Linked DNA regions of Homo sapiens: region 2 is linked to region 1. Evidence: chromatin loops called from intact Hi-C (ENCODE). Cell type or tissue: B cell. All regions are shown on one strand.

The links. A loop is a pair of places that touch in the nucleus more often than their neighbours do. Peaks named below come from ENCODE experiments on the same cell type or tissue, not always from the same donor. Only the 100,000 strongest peaks of a DNase experiment are listed, where the experiment ranks them.
Region 2: it touches region 1 in a loop (26-fold over the local background); 4 of 110 quality-filtered maps call a loop at or near these places.

What each region holds. Positions count from the first base shown.
Region 1 is chr3:170,176,819-170,184,818 of GRCh38, forward strand. It overlaps PHC3 (polyhomeotic homolog 3), which reads right to left and starts at 4,915. Exons shown (of 15, transcript NM_024947.4): 1 at 4,884-4,915; 2 at 1,955-2,120. The coding sequence starts at 4,897. RefSeq lists silencers at 4,380-4,459, 4,930-5,069. In B cell, no CTCF peak of the experiment used is centred here; DNase peaks (open chromatin) are centred at 2,023 and 4,893; H3K4me3 peaks cover 3,306 bases; H3K27ac peaks cover 3,447 bases.
Region 2 is chr3:169,809,189-169,817,188 of GRCh38, forward strand. It overlaps LRRC34 (leucine rich repeat containing 34), which reads right to left and starts at 3,716. Exons shown (of 11, transcript NM_001172779.2): 1 at 3,222-3,716. The coding sequence starts at 3,360. It overlaps LRRIQ4 (leucine rich repeats and IQ motif containing 4), which reads left to right and starts at 3,682. Exons shown (of 6, transcript NM_001080460.3): 1 at 3,682-3,858. RefSeq lists a silencer at 3,091-3,390 and enhancers at 4,881-4,980, 5,271-5,320. In B cell, a CTCF peak has its summit at 4,685; DNase peaks (open chromatin) are centred at 3,383, 3,623, 3,853, 4,773 and 1 weaker place; H3K4me3 peaks cover 3,113 bases; H3K27ac peaks cover 3,297 bases.

The sequences.
Region 1 (8,000 bases):
TACTTCATTTAATCCTCAGAGTAATTAATGAAAGAAGTAGTCTCACCCTCATTTTAGTTTTCTGAGGCTCAAGGGGATTATGTCTCATACCCAAGGCTATATAGCTCCTAAAGATAATGAAAATGGAATTCAAACAAAGTATAATAGAGTGGAAGGTCCATGCCCTTTTTATATAATACCATATTGCCCCAACCTCCATTATCATAAATGTTAACTAAGTAAACTTTACTTTCTCAACTAAGTGACTTCCTAGTTCAATATTCCCTTCCCCCTCTGCCCCTAAGGTATTTAGAATGGATCCTCCTGCTTAGGGTTCTTAGGCCACCTGGGTTTAATATAAACTTCGTAACATATCTACATACCTGAACAGATCTCCCTAAGTCTATATTTTGAGTTCCAATATAAAATAAAGCTACAACCATTCTGTATGTTGGGGCTCTAGGTTGAATGCCTTCATACTGTAGCAGCACCTAGAGACTTTCCCCTTATAATTTTCTTTACACATAATCCTATAAACTACATGCTGACAAATGTAAGCCCTCTCAATACTATATATATATATTTTGAGATGGAGTCTCACTCTTTTTGCCCAGGCTGGAGTGCAGTGGCGCTATCTTGGCTCACTGCAACCTCTGCCGCCAGGGTTCAAGTGATACTCCTGCCTCAGCCTCCCAAGTAGCTGGGATTACAGGTATGCATTACCATGCCTGGCTAATTTTTGTATTCTTAGTAGAGACGGGGTTTCACCATGTTGATCAGGCTGGTCTCAAACACCTGACCTCAAGTGATCCGCCAGCCTTGGTCTCCCAAAGCGCTGGGATTAGAAGTGTGAGCCACCACGCCCAGCATTTTTTTTTTTTTTTTTTTTTTGAGACAGGGTCTCACTCTGTCACCTAGACTGGAGTACAGTGGTGCGATCACAGCTCATTGCAGCCTTGACCTCCTGGGCTCAAGCAATCCTCCCACCTCAGCCTCCTGAGTAGCTGGGACCACTGGCACATGCCACCATGCCCTGCTGATTTTTGTATTTTTTGTAGAGATGGGGTTTCAACATGTTGTCCCAGCCAGTCTCCAACTCCTAAGCTCAAGCTATCTCCCTGCCTTGGTCTCCCACAGTGTTGGGATTACAGGCGTGAGCCACCACGCCTAGCCAATAGTATGATTATTAATTAACTTTGTTGGCTGTTGCTGTGGTTAAATGTGTCCCCCAATTAAGTATGTGTTGGAAACTTAATCTCCAATGCAACAGTGTTAAGAGGTAGGACCCCTGAAGGGTGATTAGGCCATAAGGACTCCGCCCACATGAATAGACTAAAGGAAAATTTTTTTTTTTTTTTTTTTTTGAGACGGAGTCTCGTTCTGTCGCTCAGGCGGGAGTGCTGTGGCGCGATCTCCGCTCACTGCAAGCTCCGCCTTCCGGGTTCACGCCATTCTCCTGCCTCAGCCTCCCGAGTAGCTGGGACTACAGGCGCCCGCCACTGCGCCCGGCTAATTTTTTGTATTTTTAGTAGAGACGGGGTTTCACCGTGGTCTCGATCTCCTGACCTCGTGATCCGCCCGCCTCGGCCTCCCAAAGTGCTGGGATTACAGGCGTGAGCCACCGCGCCCGGCCGACTAAAGGAAATTTTAAAAGGGCTTGAGGCTGCAAATTTGGTATCTTGCTCTCTAGTCTTCCACCACGGAATGAGGCAATAAGACGGCCCTCGTGAGATGCCAGCTCCTTCATATTAGACTTCCCAGCTTCCAGAAATGTAAGAAATAAGTTTCTTTTCTTTACAATTACACAGTCTTGGTATTCTGCTATAGCCACACAAAATGGATTGAGACAGTTGATTGAAACATTAGTAATTCTAACTGTACATTTGAGAATATGAAACAATACATAAATCCAGCTTAAGCAAAAAGTAATATGACATCTTAAGTCTTAGACTACCCATCACTACAGCTGAAATACCTGTACAGCATGTCGGTCTGAACCACTGTAGACAGAGATCTGTGGCTGCTGCATTCGAGAGGAGGAAGTGGTGATGGTGGTGGTGGTGGTACTGCTGGTTGTTGTTGACACAGAAGATGTTCCCGGGTTTGGTTCAGTATCCATAGCTGTACTATGGTCCTTAAATCTGGCAGGTCACACAAAGTGTTTGTATTGGTAAAAGCATTATCTTATGAGCTTTAAAGAATATTCATTCCAAAGAAATAATCAGCAGTAATCTAAACTGCTAGGAAGGCTCTCATAAAAGACAGCCAACACACAGTCACTATAAGCACTTAGAAGGGAAAAATACTTCACATATATGGAGCATATTTAATAGTTAATACCTACTACATTTGAATTCAAATGATTCAGAATACGTAACTCAGATAACGCATAGCCAAAAGTTTATCTTTGCATTACCGAAAGATTTTTTTTAAACCAAAACAGGTAATGAGAGAATACTAAACTACCTAGGAAAATAAAAATTTAAGCAGTATCAGAGTATTTTAAAACATTTCTTTACATTCTTTTGACCACACTAATTACAAACTAAAGTCATTCTTACCTATACATTAGAACAGAATGCCTAGGGACTCATGTTAACTAGCTTAGTTTAGTTTACCATATAAACTTTGCTTAAAAATAAGTTCTTTTTAAAAAATGTTAAAAAGTAATTTTTTTAACTCACACTGGCTTTTCCCCTAATCAGTCTACAACGCTGTCCTTACTACTTCTAATAGCTGAGTTATACTTATTAGCAGATTGCTGTGAGAACACAGAGAAGCAGCAAACAGCAACTTCCCATACCCTTACAAAATCTTTTTCACAAAGAATTACTCCAGATTTTGAAAACATAAATTATGTCACTTCCTCATGTATGGACAGTAAAGTACACTTTTATACCAGACTTTCTTCCCTCCAATACTATAATCTTACTTGTTGTGGTACAAAATTCCACTAAATACAGAATCTGTATTTGAATAAATTCAAACACTTTAAGTCAATTCTAAGGACCTCCATATTGTTAGAAACCAGAAGAGCAGTAGTTTTTGTCGGGCCAGAAATGTACCTCGAAGGTGAAAAGCACACAAGAGATTATACTGGTTTTATCTCCCTTTTCTTATCGGTCTTTTCTTCTGAGAAACTAAATCCCACCCACCCCACATTAGCAGCACTGATAAAAATGTAAGAACACTTTCTATTCCATGAAAAAACAAATGAATCTGGCACTAATTGGTACACATACACTATTACCATAGCGTTGCTTTTTTAAGTACAAATTTTCTTTGTTCTATATTACGTATGTAAACAGTATTTATATTCTCTGAGGAACCAAATGTAAAAAAAAACCGAACAAAAAAAAAAAAAAAGGAAAAGTGGGGGCCTTGAGTGGCGGTTCACACCTGTCATCCTACCACTCAGGGGGAGGACTGCTTGAGCTTAGGCGTTCAAAGCCAGCCTGGGCAACATAGGGAAACCCTGTCTCTACAAATGAAAAATAAAAAATTAGCCAGGCCTGGTGGCACAGGACTGTGGTCCCAGCAACTTGAGAGGCTAAGGTGGGGAAATCGCTTGAGCCCAAGAGGGCCAGGCTGCAGTGAGCTATGATCGTGCCACTGCACTCCAGCCTGGGAGATAAGAGTGAGAGACGCTGTCACAAAGAAAGAAAAAGAAAATAAGAGGAAAAGTGAAAGGAAAACCGTCAGGAAGAAAGCTGACTCCTCACTTACTTTTTGGATTAGTAAATAATTCATACATTTTTATGCTTCTGTTTTTTTTTTTTTTTTCCAAACTGCCTTCCAATCAAATCACAGCATCATATGGTAACTGTTCAACATTATACAGTATTAGTGGTAGGTAAGGTAAACTTTTTACCGAACTGCTGCCTGTCATACTACTACCGTATCGTGTACCAGTGACATGCAAAAGGCCAGCTTAAGTTCTGGTTTTTTAAAAGTGTTAATCTGCTCAACTATGCCCTCCAATCCAAACAGTATGGTAAACAGTTCTAACTCCTAACCAAAAATGGTCACAGAGAATCCAAATTCTCGGCATAAGTCTAAACATCGGTTGAGCGGAACTGGCCAAACCATCGCACTGCATTTCGAGGCCTGGCACAAAAGAACAACTTTGGTAACTCCACCGTCTAGGCATACTAATACCTGCAAAATACAGCCAGCAGTTCTGGTGCACAAGAGGCCTACCCAGGAAACAGTAAGTTCTGGAGTCGTTAACTAAACATACCGTCACACCGACACACAAGAATGTGGCCCGCGTGTGAGGCAGCAACGCTGCACCCAGAGAATCGAGGGAAAGACCTTTCTTTCAGGGTGTTTTCAGCCTCACCAGACCTGCAAGCAGCCCCCGCCGCTCTCAGGCCCACGCCGGGATGCCTCCGGCACGAGGGAAGCGGGCAGCCCCGCGTGTCGGATTCTCCCGCTGAGGAGGAGTGGGGTGGCGCCGGGGCGGGAAGGAGAAGAAGGCGAAGGAGGCCTGGCAGTGCCCGCCCTGCCCTACCCAGCCTCCGCGGGCCCCTGCGCAGGCAGCCGTAACAAGGCTGCCCGCGGGGCCCACTTGCAGGAATGACAGCGCCTGAGGAGCCCACCCGGGCTCGTTCCCCGGAAAACCCCAGCTCCCGGAGTCCCAAGGGTGACCCTGCGCGCAGGGCCGCGCAGATCCGGGACCTGATGGCGGAAGGGGCGCTCCTGCCTGGAGGGTAACTGGACCCTAGAGTTCGTCTTCGCCCCGCGACACGGGCCTAGCCGGCTCCTCCACGATAGGACGGGTCTCGAGTCTCTCTTTCCCCACACTGCCCGCAAAAGAGCCCTGAGCTTTCCCCTGGGGGAACGTGTCGCTGCCCCAACTCGCCCCCCCTAGTTACGACATCAGTCACCATCTAGTCACTCACTCCGCTTCCGCCATCTTCTCTCCTCCATCACTAACATGGGCTGCGCATGCGCCCCCCGGCGGCGGGCGGAGAGGCGGGGTCGGCTCAGCCCCCGGAGCCAGAGGTCACGTGGCGTCCTCAGCTTCCAATCGCCCCCGCCCACCATAGGAATTGCTCTTTCTGGAAAGTGACCAGATTTCCCCCACTAAGATAACCAGTGTCTCCTCTCCAAACCCCTCTCTTTCTCTCCTCCAGGATCTTCCTCTTGGGGAGATATCTGTAATAAAGATATAAAAAGTTATCTTAGATTGTTAAATTTAAAATTTAAAGAATATGGGCGCGGTGGCTCACCTGTAATCCCAGCACTCTGGGAGGTTGAGGAGGATCTCTTGAAGCGAGGAGTTCAGGACCAGCCTTGACAATAAAGTGAGACCCTGACTCTACCAAAAAAAAGCCCAACAATAATAATAATAATAATAATAATTTTGAAGAATATCTAAAATATACCAAAGCCTATGCAAACTGCAGAGTGGTTTCAAAGAAAATACCCACGAGGATTAGAGGCTGAGGTCTCAGGGAGAAAGGAAATTCAGGGCTGGCTGCAGGGCTTGTTGCCTGGGAGCTTTGGGGCTTGAGGGTCCCAACCAGCAGTACCTCTCTCCAGCTGAAAGATAGTGTTCAGATGCCAGTGAATGAGTGGTTAAGGAATCATCCTGACTACCCTAGGCATATCATTCATGTCTTCAGTATGAATTTGCTGAGCGCTTAGTAGGAATTGCAAACTTGAACACCACAAGGAACAAGCAGGAACAGCCACCAGTTTGCTAGTGTAGTCTGCTAAATGCCAACAACTCAGGTGTGTGAGACAAACATATAAAGATAAGTAAAATAACACATTTAAATATAAATATGAAATAATAAAGATGAGTCCTTGTCTTCCAAGAAGTAGCGGAGCGGGTTTTATAGACATTTGCATACAATATAATGTGTTCTGAAGACCGGGACGATGGCTCACCCTCATAATACCAGCACTTTGGGAAGTGAAGTTGGGAGGATTGCTTGAGCCCGGGAGTTTGAGACCACCCTGGGCAACATGGGGAAATCCCATCTCTACAAAAAATACAAAAATTATCCGGATGTCGTGGCGCGCACCTGTCATCCCAGCTACTCAGGAGGCTGAGGAAAAAGTGTTCTGAAACAGATCTATTAAGTGCTTTGGAAAGTTTAAAGTTCAAGGTGTATAATAAATCTTTACCTCCCTTTACAGGAAAAAAAAAGCATACGAACCATAAACAATGTCTCTTTTTGCATTTTGTGAGGTGATGGAGTCACAATAATTTCAAGAACTGAGAATGAAGTATTGATATAAATCCATCCGGAAGTGTAATATGGTCTGATGAAAAGTATACTTAGTCTTAGAAATCCTATATGCCAGGATGTGCCTAAGGAAGGGAAAAGAACACTTCCCATCTATGTGAGCTTAAATTGTCCCTTTGCCCACTTTTCCCATCTGATAACATCTTTTTTTTTTACCTTGTCTACCTAATAGCAGTACTATCTACTACTACTTCTAGAATTCATTGAGAAAGTCTCCTTTTAAAAGTCCCTGTAGACCAGGCACAGAGGCTCACTCCTGTTATACCAGCAATTTGGGGGGCCGAGGAAGGCGGATAACCTGAGGTCAGGAGTTCAAGACCAGCCTGGCCAACATGGTGAAACCCTGTCTCTACTAAAAATACAAGAATTAGCCGGGTGTAGTGGCACCTGCCTATAATCCCAGCTACTCCAGAGGCTGAGGCAGGAGAATCGCCTGAACCTGGGAGATGGAGGTTGCAGGGAGACAGTGCCACTTCATTACAGCCTGGGAAAGAGACTGAGACTCCATCTCAAAAGAAAATAAAAAGTCCTTGTAGATGCTTTAAAATATTACTGCTTTTTCTTTCATTCTGACTTGCTCATATATCATTGTTATTAAACTTTTTTTTTTTAAATTGAGACGGAGTATTACTCTGTCGCCCGGGTTGGAGTGCAATGATGAGATCTCGGCTCACCACAACCTCCGCCTCCCGGATTCAAGCGATTCTCCTGCCTCGGCCTTCCGAGTAGCTGGGATTACGGGCACGTGCCACCACACCCAGCAAACTTTTTCTATATTTTTGGTAGAGACGGGGTTTCACCATGTTGGCCAGGCTGGTCTTGCACTCCTGACATCAGGTGATCCACTGGCCTCAGCCTCTCAAAGTGCTAGGATTACAGGCGTGAGCCATTGCACCCGGCCTTTTATTAAACTTCCAAGAATCGGCCGGGCGCGGTGGCTCATGCCTGTAATCCCAGCACTTTGGGAGGCCAAGGCGGGTGGATCACCAAACGTCAGGAGTTCAAGACCAGCCTGGCCAATATGGTGAAACCCCATCTCTACAAAAAATACAAAAATTAGCCGGGCGGTAGTGGCGTGTGCCTGTAATCCCAGCTACTCCGGAGGCTGAGGCACGATGATTGCTTGAACCCAGGAGATGGAGGTTGTGGTGAGCGGGGATGGTGCCACTGCCCTCCAGCCTGCCAATAAAGCGAGACTCCGTCTAAAAAAAAAAAAAAAAAACACAAAACTTTCAAGAATCAACTATACATTGGTATTGCTGAAACTATTTTGTTTAGAGAAACAAAAGTGAAGAAAGCACAGTCTTAGGCCTAAACATGGAAAATGCATAAATCAAAGATGTATTTGGAATACATAGGCCAAAATTGTTCTTTTTTTATCCTCCTTTCACTTGAACATCTAGGTCCTATATCCCTAGTGTTACCTCGTACAGATTGCCTTTAAAAATGAGAATATATGTCCGGTCACGGTGGCTCATGCCTGTAATCCCAGCACTTTGGGAGGCCAAGATGGGCGGATCGCCTGAGGTCAGGAGTTCGAGACCAGCCTGGCCAGCATGGTAAAACCCGGTCTCTACTAAAACTACAAAAATTAGCTGGGCATGGTGGCAGGCGCCTGTAATCCCAGCTACTCGGGGAGGCTGAGGCAGGATAATCACTCGAACCCAGGAGGCAGAGGTTGCAGTGAGCTGAGATCACGCCATTGCACTCCAGCCTGGGCAACAGAGCGAGACTCCATCTAAAAAAAAAAAGCCAGGGGGG
Region 2 (8,000 bases), 370 kb before region 1:
CTCAAGGTTTCTTTTTTTTTTTTTTTTTTTTCAACTCAGTATCTCAGCATCCACGAGAGGAAAAGGTTTCTTAAAATAGCTTCACATAAAAACAATTTTATCTAATAACCTAACTCAAAAGGGATCTGATAAAGCACCTACTCCCACAAGCTTCTTGGATACCCTCTACACCATCCCAAGTTTGAATGTAACTGTCATTTCTTCATACCAAATCGAGGCCTGGCTCACAGAAGCTCTTCTCCTACCCAGCCTTCCATTTCCTCTTTCTAAAGGTGACTTTTCCCTAAGTTCTTAAGAAGACAGACACAAAGCAGGAGTTGAGATCTCCTTTCTGTTATACATGCAGATTTCCTTAATGACCTTGCTGTTCTCAGTAATACCTCAAAAGCATCTTCTGCAAGGCCTACATCTTCTGGGGTGGAAGTTATGCTGTTACTTTTCTTAGAAGTACAGGCCACTGTCTTTGTTTTCTATACATCTACCTTTTGTGGATGTCTTTTAAAAATTTGTGCACAGAGATCTCATTGCTCAACCAGCCTAGCTTTTTAGGAGCTGGCTTCTCTTCTAAGTCTCTACATCTCAGAAATGTTGTTTACTGAGTGTCCTTTGCACTCTGAAGAATAATGAGTTTGCTAAACGGATCTGCAGAACGAGATTTAACATGAGGAACATTACATTTCAGATGAAAGCAAACAAAATTTTCTTATAGTTTTTAATAACCTTTTTAAAAATAAATTTAATATACTTATTCCAGACAATTTGGAAATTTCTTTTTTTTTTTTTTTTGAGATAGGTTCTTGATCTGCCACCCAAGCTGGAGAGCAGGAGCGCAATCTCGGCTCACTGCAACCTCTGCCTCCCGGGTTCAAGCGATTCTCCTGCCTCAGCCTCCCGAGTAGCTGGGACTACAGGCACACACCACCACACCCAGCTATAAAGACGGGGTTTCACCATGTTGGCCAGGCTGGTCTCAAACTCCTGACCTCAAGTGATCAGCCTGCCTCAGCCTCCCAAAGTGCTGGGATTACAGGTGAGCCACTGAGCCCGACCGGAAATTTCTAACATTAAAAAAAAATACATGTTAATCTGCAATCCCACTGCCAAAGAACAACCACAATTGAGGTCTAGGCATACATACTTCCTATAGTTTTTCTTTTATATGCATATTAAGTATTTTTTAAACAAAATTGGAATCTTTGGATATAACTTTATATGCTGTTTTTTAAATTAACATTATATTGTAAGCAGTTTTCCCATGTCACTAGATATTCTCTGAAAAATTTAAATAGCATAATTTCTGTCATGTGGATAGATGTACGTATTAAAAAAAGCTTCACCTATTTTAGAAAATTTTCATGTATTTAAATGATATTGTAGCACAATATTTCCCAAACTGTATTTTGTGGAATATGCATGTTCTACAGGATGATCAAAGGTGTTCCAAATAGAATAGGTCTTATTATCAAGTAAGTCTGAGAAGTACTAAAATAAACAAAACTATACACAGACACAACACTTCTCAGGGCATTTAAAACGTGCACACTCTGCAAACTGTTAAGCTTGAGAATAGGGAGGATAAGAATGCTGCATTTCCGGCCGGGTGCGGTGGCTTACGCCTGTAATCCCAGCACTTTGGGAGGCCGAGGCGAGCGGATCACTTGAGGCCAGGAGTTCGAGACCAGCCTGGCCAATATGGTGAAACCCTATCTCTACCAAAAATACAAAAATTAGCTGGTGTGGTGGCGCATGCCTGTAGTCCCAGCTACTTCGGAGGCTGAGGCGACAGAATCGCTTGAATGCGGGAGGTGGAGGTTACAAGGTTGCAGTGGGCAGAGATCGCGCCACTGCACTCCAGCCTGGGCGACAGAGGAGACTCCATCTCAAAAACAAAACAAAACAAAAACCTCACTTGGAATGCAATCTAGAAAATGCTGCTTTAGCGTCCTCCCCAGGAAACAAAGCAAGTAGATCCCAAATAGAAGTTGGAGCTGGGCTCCCACTGGGCTTCTTTCTTCCCTACTGTCTTCCTTGGTATTAAGAGAAAAATTGCCCTGAGAATCTCCGAGGGCACAGAAATGTGTCAGACTACAATTCATTTTCGCGAAGGCATGAAGGAATCTTAGACTACGAGCTAAATACAGCTAAACAAAGTTATGGAAATATTCTTATTTAACAAGCTAGCCAGAGATTTACAGTATTTAAAAGTTTCTGCTACCCTTCCTTTGATTTAAAATTCACCTACGTATTTTGTATGCCAGGATTTTGTGGCACCAATGAATTTATTTCCTATATTGTATTCATATTAGAAGGAAAATAGCCTTCAAATTGTAAAGCAAAAACTAGGAAATAACCCAGCTACGCAGGAAAATGTCAAGAACCTAACCCAAATTTCATTTTTTCATCCACGCCTCTGGCAGCCACGTTTTAACAATTTCCAGAGAGAGGACTTACTTAGGAGGTAGATCCCTCCAAAACATGCTTTTCTATACTTAGCCAAGCACTGGGAAATCTAAGCGATAAGCATGAGTCAGAACGTGGGTGCCCTATCCAGAATCCGCAGTGTGTACATTTGAACAAGTTGTTATGCCAGCTTAAATTTCCTCTCATGCTAAAGGCAGAGCCTAACACTGCCCATCTCCTGGATGCAGTATTATTAAGCCAGCCTCCGAACACAGTTCCGTATCCACAAACAGACTTTAAAACCAGCATATAAAACGGAAATGGCGGGTAGGGGGTGGCCGTTCAGGGTAGGTGCTTAACTTGCTAATCATGGGCGCAGAAATATTTAAAACGGAGATAGTACAGAGGTGCAAAGTCAGAAACAGTATCAAGACCCTCATGCCCCCCTGTGACCTGCTCTCTGGGACTTTCACAAAAAGGGGGCTGAGAAGAGCCCCCCCGCCACCCCCTCCCGGAGACCCTGAGAGCACGGCGACAGACACCATCTGCACAACCTATCGCGCAAAGGGCGGACCCACGGGAACTCCTCTCCGTGGACTCCTCTCCTGCCCCCGGTCGCAAAGGGCGACCGGGGACTCTTCTCCTGCCCTCGTTTCTGGGCGCCCCAAACCTCTGGCCACAGCTGGGGTTCCCAGGGGCCCCCCTCCCGCCTCGACGCCTTGGGCTGGCGGGCTGCTGGGAGGACTCCTGCCGTGCGACCCCGGCGCCCCTCGCGCGTTTTGTCTGGGCCAGGCCGCGCAGACGTGCTCCCTACTTCTTACCGCGCTGGACCGCCAGGGCCGCGCCCGGAGTACTGGCCTGAGTGGAGGCCCAAGCCGGGGACCTGGCCGGCGCACGGGCGGCCTCCCGGGAGCTCCCCATGCTCCTCTCACCCACTGGCCGCGGCGGCTGCGCTGCCATGGCGACCGCGCGCGCACTTACAGTCCGCCTGCAGCTGTGAGGCGGCTACACGAGCCTCGGCGCCAGCCTGCTTCGAGTCCCGCTGGCTGTGCCTGCCCGGGCCCTGAGGCCTCACTGCTAAGGCAGTGACCGCCTACTCTGTGGAGGTCCTTTGTCACCCTGCCCTGGTTAAAGGCAGCCTGAGGGAGGGCGTCCTGGCTCCTTTGCAGGGAGGAGTTCCCGAGGTTTGAGGGGCTCCGCTGCTGAGCTAGGGCTGGGGCTACAAAGAAGATTATGACAAAGCCCGCTCCTACAAAGTGTGCACCGGCCTGCCGGGCCAGCGAAGAAGCAGAGTAGCATCAGCACATGATAAAGGCGTTGGGCTTTGGGAGCATAAAGGGTTTTGTGCTCCCAAAGGGCGGGGCCACCAGGGAGGGCTTCCTGAAGGAGGTGACATCTGGATGGTCCGAAGGAGGCTGCCAGAGGACAGAATGCTTGGTGCGTTCTGGGCATGCGCAGGTACTTGAATGTACTCAGATCAGTACAGACAGCGGGGAGGCGGGCAGGGCCAGATCCACATGTGTTACTAAAAGGCCAGGGGTTCCGTCTAGATCCAGCTGCTCCTGGCACAGAATGCCAATCACTGAAACAATGAGAATTGCCAGGGAGGAAGGCTTTAATCTGGTGCTGCAGCCGAGGAGATCAGTCTCAAATCTGTCTCCCCAACCAACTAGAATCAAGGGTTTACATAGCAAGAAAGAAATGTGACTACTTGCAGGAAATCAGGAATTAGGGAGGGGTAAGGAAGAGGAGTTGGTCAACAGGAATCAGGTGGTCGTTTAGGGAATCATGGTGGGTGAGGGATCTGGTGTCTCATTGTCCAGATGTGACGATCTGGTAAGTTTCATTTCCTTGATACTGAAATGGTAATAGTTTCCTTATCCCCCTTGCAGGGCATGCGATGGTGAGGCAGGAAAATAGGGTCTGGAGGTAGGGAACATAAGGCCGATTCGCACTTCGGCTATAACAGGAAATATCCTCTCCATAGGGTGTACACCATAAACGACTTTGTAACCTTACTTCATCCTCTTCATTTACACAGGGCGTACTCTAAGTAACCAATGGAATCCTCTAAGGGATATTTAAACTCCCAAAAAATTTGTAACGGGGTCTTTGAGCCCCTGTGCTCGGCCCACTCCCACACTGTGGAGTATACTTTCATTTTCAGTAAATCCCTTCATTCCTTCCTTGCTTTGTGCGTTTTGTCCAATTCTTTGTTCAAGACGCCAAGAACCTGGACACCTTCTACCGGTAACAATGGGGGTGTGGCTTGCTTCTTTGGTGCTCCGCTGCTCAAACCTCTAGGGGGAGCATGCAGACGGGCAGGTTGTGGGGCACGTGGGCTCCGAACTCACCGCAGCGTCTAGGGGTGAATGCTTACAGCTGCTGAAGCAAAGCCCCAGTAGGCGTGTGTTACAGGGTGCTCTTTCAGTTTTGCTGTGTATAGGCGGCTTGCGTCAATCAGCTCAGTTAGACCCTCTGTCTTACCGCAAGGACAGAGGGCTTTCTGTTTCCTGGGGTTCTGGCCTTGGTGTACCGGAAAAATCGGATCACACAGTGGGCTTGGAGAATGAGTGCAAGGTTTTATTGATTGGTGGAAGTGGCTCTCAACAGATGGATGGGGAGCCAGAAAGGGAATGGAGTGGAAAGGTGGTTTTCCCCTGGAGTCCGGCCGCTCAGCAGCCAGACTCTCCACTGACTGCCCTGGCCAAATTCCCCTCGGTCTACACATCGTGCTGCTTGTCGGTGACCTGGCAGCGTCCGCTGGTGCCTGTCGGTGTGCTCTTCTGCTCCTCTGTTCCTCTCAATGTCCAGCCACCTGTGTGCTCCTCCGCCGGTGTGTTCCTCTCAACATCCAGCCGCTTGTGTCTGTGCCTACTAGGGTCTTGGGGTGTTTGTTTGTTTGTTTGTTTTTTGAGACAGAGTCTCGCTCTGTGGTCCAGGCTGAAGTGCAGTGGCCTGATCTTGGCTCACTGCAACCTCTGCCTCCGAGCTTCAAGCAATTCTCCCACCTCAGCCTCCAGAATAGCCGGGATTACAGGCGCCCCCCACTACGCCCAGCTAATTTTGTATTTTTAGTAGAGACAGGGTTTCACCATGTTGGCCAGGCTGGTCTCAAACTCCTGACCTCAAGTGATCTACCTGCCTCTGCCGCCCAAAGTGCTGGGATTACAGGCGTGAGGCACTATGCCTGGCCCTTTAATCCATTTTGATTTGATTTTTGTATGTGGCAAGAGATAGGGGTGTAGTTTCATTCTTCTGCATATGGATATCCAGTTTTCCCAGAACCGTTATTGAAGAAACTATCTTTTCCCCAATATATGTTACTGATACCTTTGTCAAAAACGAGTTCACTGTAGATGATGGATTTATATCTGGGTTCTCTATTCTGTTCCATTGGTCTATGTATCTATTTTTATGCCAGTACCATGCTAGTTTGGCTACTTTAGCTCTGCAATATAATTTTAATTTAGGTAATGTGATTCCTCCAGTTTTGTTCTTTTTGCTCAGGTTAGCTTTGGCTATGCTGGATCTTTTGTGGTTTCATACAAATTTTAGGATTATTTTTTCTATTTCTGTGAAGAAGGTCTTTGGTATTTTGATAGGAATTGTATATAATCTGTAAATTGCTTTGGATAAAATGGACATTTTAACAATAATTATTATTCTAATCCAAGAACATAAAATATCTTTCCTTTTTTTGTGTGTGTGTCCTCTTTAATTTCTTACTTCAATGTTTTATAGTTTTCATTGTAGAGATCTTTTACTTCTTTGGTTGAGTTTGTTCTTAGGTATTTTATTTTATTTGTAGCTACTGTAAATGGGATTATTTTCTTACTTTTTCTGATTGTTTGCTGTTGGTATATAAAAATGCTACTGAGTTTTATATGTTGATTTTGTATCCTACAACTTTATTGAATTTGTTTATCCATTCTAATAATTTTTTTTGGTGGAGTCTTAAGGATTTTCCAAATATAAGATTATATCATCTGCAAACAAGGATAATTTGGGTTCTTCTTTTCCAGTTTGGATGCTCTTTATATCTTTCTCTTCTCTAATTGCTCTAGCTAAGACTTCCAGTGCTACACTGAATAATAGTGGTTAAAGTGGGCATCCTTATATTGTTCCAGATCTTAGAGAAAAGGTTTTCAGTATTTCCTATTCAGTATGATACTACCTACGGGCCTGTCAAATATGGTTTTTATCGTGTTGAGGTATCTTCCATCTACTCCCAGTTTATTGAGGGCTTTTATCATGAAGTGATGTTGAATTTTATCACATGCTTTTTCAGCATCAATTAAAATGATCATATGGTTTTTGTCCTTCATTCTGTTGATAGGTTGTATCACATTGATTGATTTGTGTATGTTGAGCCATCCTTGCATTCCTAAGATGAATGCCACTTGGTCATGATGAATGATTTTTTTAATGTGTTGTTGAATTCAGTTTGCTAGCATTTTCGTTGAGGATCTTCGCTGAGAAGATCCATCAGGGACATTGCCCTACAGTTTTCTGTTTTTTGGTTTGCTTGTTTGTTTGTTTTGGTGTGTCTTTGGTTTTGGTGTCAGGGTAATACTGGCCTCATAGAACGAATTTGGAAGTAGTTTTTCCTCCTCTATTTTTCAGAACAGCTTGAGTAGGATTGGTATTAGTTCTTCTTTAAATGTTTGATAAAAATCAGCATTGAAGCCATTGGGTCCCAGGTTTTTCTTTGCTAGGAGACTTTTTATTATGACTTTGATCTTTTTACTTGCTATTGGTCTATTGAGGTTTCAGATTTCTTCATGGTTCAATCTTGGTAAATGGTATATATCTAGGAATTTATCCATTTCTTCTAGGTTTCCCAATGTATTAACATATAGTTGATCCTTGGAATTTCTACTGTATCAGTTGTAATATCTCCTTTTTCATCTCTGATTTTATTTATTGGATCTTCTCTCTTTTTCTCTTAATCTGGCTAAAAGTTTATTGATTTTATTCATCTTTTCAAAAAACCCAACTTTTCATTTTATTAATTTTTTTGCATTGTTCTTTATTTTAATTTCATTTATTTCTGCTCTGATTTTTGTGATTTCTTTTCTTCTACTTTTTTTTTTTTTTTTGACAGAGTTTTGCTCTGTTGCCCAGGATGGAGTACAGTGGCATGATCTCAGCTCACTGCAACCTCTGCCTCCTGGGTTCAAGTGATTCTTTTGCCTCAGCCTCCTGAGTAGCTGGGATTACAGGCACACACCACAATGCTTGGCTAATTTTTATATTTTTAGTAGAGACAGGGTTTCACCATGTTGGCCAAGCTGGTCTTGAACTCCCAACCTCAGGTGATCCACTTGCCTCAGCCTCCCAAAGTGCTGGGATTACAGGCGTGAGCTATCACTCCCAGCCTTCTACTAACTTTGAGTTTGGTTTTTTACTTTTCTAGTTCTTTAAGATGCATCATTACATTGTTTATTTGAAGTTTTCTGCTTTTTTGATGTAGGCACTTATTGCTATAAACATGCCTGTTAGTACTGCTTTCACTGTATCCCATAGGTTTTGTTATGTTGTGTTTCCATTTTAATTTGTTTCAATAAATTTTTTAATTTTCTTAATTTTTTCATTGA